Regions from separate parts of the Homo sapiens genome. Here region 2 is linked to region 1. A link is a contact called in ENCODE Hi-C or POLR2A ChIA-PET data. All regions are on one chromosome and are shown on one strand. Each heading gives the region's core, a stretch centred on a gene start or an enhancer-like site at or near the end of the contact. The rest is flanking DNA. Distances are from core to core; before and after follow the strand shown.

What was found. Hi-C counts contacts between places; a loop is a spot of excess contacts on that map. ChIA-PET counts read pairs that join two places held with the same protein, here RNA polymerase II (POLR2A). Pooled maps may share reads with other maps.
Region 2: a loop to region 1 is called in a pooled map, with 2.0 times the contacts of the local background. The contact joins two enhancer-like sites. A Hi-C loop is called at or near these places in 1 of 168 maps with a recorded cell type or tissue (mesothelial cell of epicardium) and 1 of 50 pooled maps. POLR2A ChIA-PET finds 5 or more read pairs at or near these places in 3 of 52 experiments (HEK293, activated CD4-positive, alpha-beta T cell and activated naive CD8-positive, alpha-beta T cell).

Annotation. Positions count from the first base shown.
Region 1 is chr19:29,644,642-29,647,612 of GRCh38, reverse strand. LOC105372353 (a long non-coding RNA gene) reads left to right here. Exons shown (of 7, transcript XR_935896.3): 4 at 1,282-1,383; 5 at 2,204-2,351. Among named protein-coding and RNA genes, the nearest start is that of PLEKHF1, 19 kb to the left of the region's middle. Within about 2 kb of position 1,502, at least 5 of the 41 ENCODE cell types and tissues checked have a DNase peak (open chromatin) inside an H3K27ac peak, as active enhancers do.
Region 2 is chr19:29,843,468-29,846,438 of GRCh38, reverse strand. No RefSeq gene overlaps it. Among named protein-coding and RNA genes, the nearest start is that of CCNE1, 33 kb to the right of the region's middle. RefSeq lists silencers at 1,270-2,039, 2,070-2,229. Within about 2 kb of position 1,443, at least 32 of the 41 ENCODE cell types and tissues checked have a DNase peak (open chromatin) inside an H3K27ac peak, as active enhancers do.

The DNA.
Region 1 (2,971 bases), core at 253-2,752:
AAGGCTTGTTGTGAATTCTCTGCCTTCACCTCTCCTTTCTTCTTGTCCCGGAGGCAGGCACTGGGATCTCTTTTAGCTATTTCATTTTAGCCATCTAGGGTTTTTAAAAGCCTGGAGTCTGCCTCAGACAGGACTGAGGGTTTCTGAGCATCTGGAGGCCCAGGGGACTGGGCATGAAGTGAAAGACTGAACAGCAGCTTCTTCAAGGTAGAGATGGGCAGAGCTCCAAGTGGATGAATTAACACCTGGGAACTGTCTAAGGCAGCATACGCACATAGCAACCATGCGTAAGGATCAGTTACTCTTATTACTGTTTCCTGTGTTGTGACCAGGGTGTGATTTTGGAATATCTATATCCTGTTTAAGAAAGTGAATGCCTGCCGGGCGCAGTGGCTCATGCCTGTAATCCCAGCACTTTGGGAGGCCAAGGTGGGCAGATCACCTGAGGTCAGGAGTTCAAGACCAGCCTGGCCAACATAGTGAAACCCCTTCTCTACTAAAAATACAAAAAATTAGCTGGGCGTGGTGGTGGGCGCCTGTAATCCTAGCTACTAGAGAGGCTGAGGCAAGAGAATCAGTTGAACCCAGGAGGTGGAGGTTACAGTGAGCCGAGATTGCGCCACTGCACTCCAGCCTGGGCAACAAGAGCAAAACTCCATCTCAAAAAAGAAAAAAAAAAAAAAAAAGAATCCCAGGCTGGGCACAGTGGCTCACACCTGTAATACCAGCACTTTGGGAGGCTGAGGTGGGTGGATCACCTGAGGTCAGGAGTTCGAGACCAACCTGACCAACATGGTGAAACCCCATCTCTACTAAAAATACAAAAAAAAATTAGCCAGGTGTGGTGGCACTATGCCTGTAATCCCAGCTACTCAGGAGGCTGAGGCAGGAGAATTGCTTGAACCCAGGAGGAAGAGGTTGCAGTGAGCCGAGATCCTACCATTGCACTCCAGACTGGGCAACAAGAGCGAAACTCCGTCTCAAAAAAAAAAAAAAAAGTGAATCCCTTGTTTTCTTTCTCTGGTATTAAGATTGCCCTGATTTCCCTGTCCTATCCCACATCCCCTACATCAGCATCAAGGTCACACAGGACCCCGGCTCTAGTCAGTCTCAATCAGAGGCAGGGTTTCACCTTGTCAAGAGCTCTTTGAATATCTGGAGTTCAAATCTCTTTACTCAATTTACTTATTCCTGAATTAATCCCATAAGGCATAGAACAGATTTTCTCAATGGGCAGCGTCTCATCAAACTCAAATCCAGCATGTATTTATTCTCTTTCAGTTTGAGACATTACTCAGTTCTAAGCTCAGAGAGGAGACTTCTTTTCAAGGTCATTGCATACGGTTGAGCAAGTTGGCCACTGCACAAACATGCCCAGCAGAGGTGAGAGCACTGAAAGGCAGCATTCACTCCACTTGGCAAGCTGCATCTCCTAGGCTGCACGAGCTGGATACACTTCTCACTCTTTTCACACACTTCCGAAGTGCCCATGCTCTTTCGTGTTCCTGCTCTATCTCTTGGCACGATACAATTTCTCTCTGTGGTTTTGGCTCCCTGGCTATCAGGCCCGGGGACAGGAAATTGGGCTCCGTTCCCGTTGTGCACACCCACAGTAGTGGCTCAACACAGTTTTTGGCTGATTTGGGTTGAATTTCTCTTTAGGGGTGAAGGAAATCAAAATATTTCACCCCAAAATACACTTCTTTGACATATTCTGAGATGACTGTTCAGAGGGCCTGTGAACAGAAGTGGCAAAGCTGTCTTTTATGTGGGAGATTTGCATCTATAGAAAAAACATCTGCACTAATGCAGCCAGGTTTTCTCTGAGTCTCTTCCCTGTCCAGATCTAGGAAAGAATCTGACGCCTTTAAAAGTCTTTAGGAAACACCATCTATTCTGAGGACTGCTACCTGGGAGGCTTCATCTGCATAACAAGCCCACCTATGCTAGCCAGGACTTCTCTTCTTCCCCTCCAATCCCTCCTTGCCGCTATAACCTGATTTGCCGCTATAACCTGATTTGCTGCCATAAGCCATTTTTGGACGTGCTCTGAGTGCCCCCTCTGCCTGTTTTTTCTGTAACCCCAACATGGCATATAAGCTTCTGTACAGCACGGTGGGTAGGATAATCACTCTGTGGTTCTCCTCCGCGTGCATGTTAATACATGTGCATGCCTTTTCTCTAATTAATCTGCCTTGTTCAGTTGATTTTCCAGCAAACCTTCAGAGGGAGAAGGAGAAATTGTCCCTCGGCCCCTACAGTTTTGGCACTGTGAGCAGGAGACTGACACCATTCTGCTCTCCTGGGAGCTGCAGTGAAGGAAACCCAGGACCTGACAAACTGGCAGAAGGGTAAGAATTTCTTACCAGCCGGGCTCCCAGCCTCTCTCTGTAAAATCCAGTCAAGCAAATAGTAAAAATGACTGTCGTTTTTCTCTCTGCAAAATTTTGATTGATGGGAGAAAAGGATTTGTGTGGCTAGTCTTGGGTGTGGCAACTCTGGTGTACTTTTTGGTAGGAATATTACTATTGTTTGATCTTTTTTCCTCCCAGAAATAGTCCTTTCCTTTGTTTTTGTCTTTTTTTGTTGCTCTGTCATAACAAGGGGTCCCATAGTGTTACCGGAAAGCGGTCCCGATCCAGACCCCAAGAGAGGGTTCTTGGATCTCGCGCAAGAAAGAATTCAAGATGAATCCATAGAGTAAAGTGAAAGTAATTAAGAAAGTAAAGGAATAAGGCCGGGCGTGGTGGCTCATGCCTGTAATCCCAGCACTTTGGGAGGCGGGTGGATTACTTGAGGCCAGGAGTTCAAGATCACCTTGGCCAACATGGTGACCCCATCTCTACTAAAAATACAAAAATTAGCCGGGCATGGTGGCAGGTGCCTGTAATCCTAGCTACTCAGGAGGCTGAGGCAGGAGAATCGCTCAAACCTGGGAGGTGGAGGTTGCAGTGAGCTGAGAGCACGCCAG
Region 2 (2,971 bases), core at 194-2,693, 200 kb before region 1:
AGAGGGTCTCACTATGTTGCCCAGGCTGGTCTTGAACTCCTGGCCTCATGCAATCCTCCTGCCTCAGCCTCCCACAGTGTTGGGATTACAGGCGTGAGCCTCCACACCTGGCCCTATTCTGACCTTAAACTACCTTTGTGCAACTCTCTCATTAGGTTAATTTTTCTGTTGATTCTTGTTTTCTATGTCGATGATCATCACTTGACAATAACAGTGCTTTCATTTTGCTTCCGATCCTTCTATCACTCACTTTTCTCATCCCATTGCACTGGACAAGACTTGCAAGTACCAGGTTGAACAGTGGCAAGGCCAGACAGAGGGCACCCTTGTTTTTTTTTTTTTGAGTTGTAAAAAGATGGAGAGCTTTGGCTTTCAGCCTACTGCTTAAAGAAGAAAAATGCAATCATTAGAAATTAGATCTTGAGAAAGATCCCTGCGACTGCCCGTGAAGGCGAGACTTAAGAGTAGTAAGCCAAGAGGCAGAAAGATCGGTCGCCTACGAGTCCAGGTGAAGCATCATGTGTTTCAGACCAGGGCCGTGGAGACAAGTGTAGCAGAGAATTGTGGGTCGGGTGGGGTGGAGGAAGAACTGATGGGATTCTGGGACAGATCAGAGGGAGGAGAGTGAGGAGTCAAGACGGAAGCGCTATCTGGGGCTTGCCTGCCACTGAGCAGACCGTGATGCCACTCCCTGAGGAGGAGACCCAGGGTGAAACGAGAAGGAAGAAGGACTTCACTGCACACACGTTGACTCAGAAGGGCCGTGGAACACCCGGCCGGCGGGGAATACGGAGCTCAGAGCAGCGGGCTGCGCGGGGGCGTAAAAATGTGGCTGTCAGGGGTCCAAACAGCATCAATGTTCAGAAAGCACGTGGAAAACAGTTTAGCTACTGTTAGAACTATCAGGATCATCCGCATGCAGGTAGGCGTTAAAACCTAGGATGGACGAGATCTGCCAGGGGCAGCCCAGAAGCCAAAGGGGCCGAGACCTAAGCCCCTGGAGGCAGCAGCTAGAGGGGCAGAGACAGCAGGAAGGGGGCCCCGGTGGGTCAAGGAAGGAGTACCAAGGAGGAGTGGCTCTGCCATGGACGCAGAGGAATCTGGGAGTGACGGCGCCTGTCCGCGCTCTATCCCGTTCTGCCTGCCGAGGGCAGGGCCAGCGCAACGCAACCTGCAAACCCGCCTTCGGCTGCTGCGAGGCACTCAGATCTCGCCGCGAAGAAGACGCCACGGCACAGTTGAACTACAGACCCCGTCCACCGCTGTTCCGGCCCCGCCCCTCTCACATTGCGGGCCTCTCAGCGCCCCTACGCACAGCACGGCCCGCCCACCGCCGCCCTGGCCCCACCCACCCCGCCGCAGGCCCCGCGGAGCTCCGACGCACAGCCTGTCCCCGCCCACTGTTGCTCTGGCCCCGCCCCTCTCGCCGGGGGCTTCTCAGAGCACCTACGTACAGCCAGGCCCAGTCCACCAACCGCCCTGGCCCTGCCCCTCCCGCAGTGCGGGCCCCTAAGAGCCCCTGTGCATTGCCAGGCCCCGCCCCTCACCGCCCTGACACCGCCTTTTGCGGTGCGGGCCGCTCAGAACCCCCCCGCAAGGGGCGGCCCCGCCCCTACCTCTCCGGCCCCGCCCCTACCTCTCCGGCCCCGCCCCTACCTCTCCGGCCCCGCCCCTAACTCTTCGGCCCCGCCCCCACCTCTTCGGCCCTGCCCCTCCCGCGGCGCGCGCCCGGAAGTGCTCCCGCGCCCTGGCAGCGCGGACACAGCGGAGTGGCTGGGCCAAGCCCGCCCAGGGAGGCCGTGGCTCGCTCCAGTCTCCCGGGTGGGGCGGGGGGCGTCCGGGCGACGTGAGGCCGCGCTCGGGCCCCCAACCCCCAGCATCCGCCTTGGCCAGGCTGCAGACGCGCGGCGCGGGAGACGCGGGGCGGGGAGACGCGGGGCGGGGCGGGGCGGGGCAGCGCATCACGTGGGTAAACACGGCGCACGTGGAGCGCAGCCTGAGCTCTAGGGCGGGGCGGCAGTCCCAGCCCTTGAGCCCGGGCTGTGCCGGTCCCAGGCCCTGGGGAGCCGGTGAGGCGTGGGCGCAGGCCGGGGTCCGCGTTGGCCCAGCTGAGCCTCAGTTCATTCTGTTAAAACGTTAATAGGCCAGCGCTGTGGGAGGCCAAGGCAGGAGGATCGCTGTTGGCCAGGGGTTCCAGACCAGCCTGAGCAACACAGGAGATCTCATTGGTACAAAAAATAATAAAAAATGTTGCTGGGTGTGATGGTGCCCACCTGTAATCCCAGCTACTTGGGAGGCTGAGGTGGGAGGATCGCTTGAGCTTGGGAGTTCGAAGCTGCAGTGAGCGCTGATCGCACCACTGCACTGCAGCCTGGGTGACAGAGACCTTGTCTCCAAAACAATACGTAAAAAATAAAACCAAACTAGCCACGCAAACACTGACGTTGGCTCAGCCTGCCAGGCCCTGCCCAAGGGAACATGATAACCCTGTCAGGTGGGCACCATCCTATTTCACAGAAGGGGAAAGTGGAGGCCAAGGCGGTTAAGAAACTTGCCCAAAGCACTTGGCTGGAAACCGGTGCAACGCAGGTCCGACCTTTTGCAGCGAGGCCCCTTCGTGCTTTGGCCTCGGCCTGCATGACAGGGGCACTGGCAGTCGGGGACGCTGGGGGTCAGCTCCTGGCGTCCTGCCCCTGCCCCTCAGGGCCGGCCTGGCCTGGTACGCTCGGCGGGGCTGGTTTCCCCGTTTGTGCAATGGAGTAGCAGAGGTGCCGCCTCCAGAGGAGGCTCAGAGGCGGCCCTCCCCAAATCGTGGCGATAGCTTCCGCCGGGCGTGGTGAGAATGGAACTGGCCGGGGCCTCGGGCCCCAAGTCGCTGCTCACCGGACTGCCGCCCCCTCCTCCGGGGCCACCCTGTCTCCTCCCAGAGGTGGGGGATGGGCAGAGCCCCGTGCAGGGAAGGCGTCTAGAG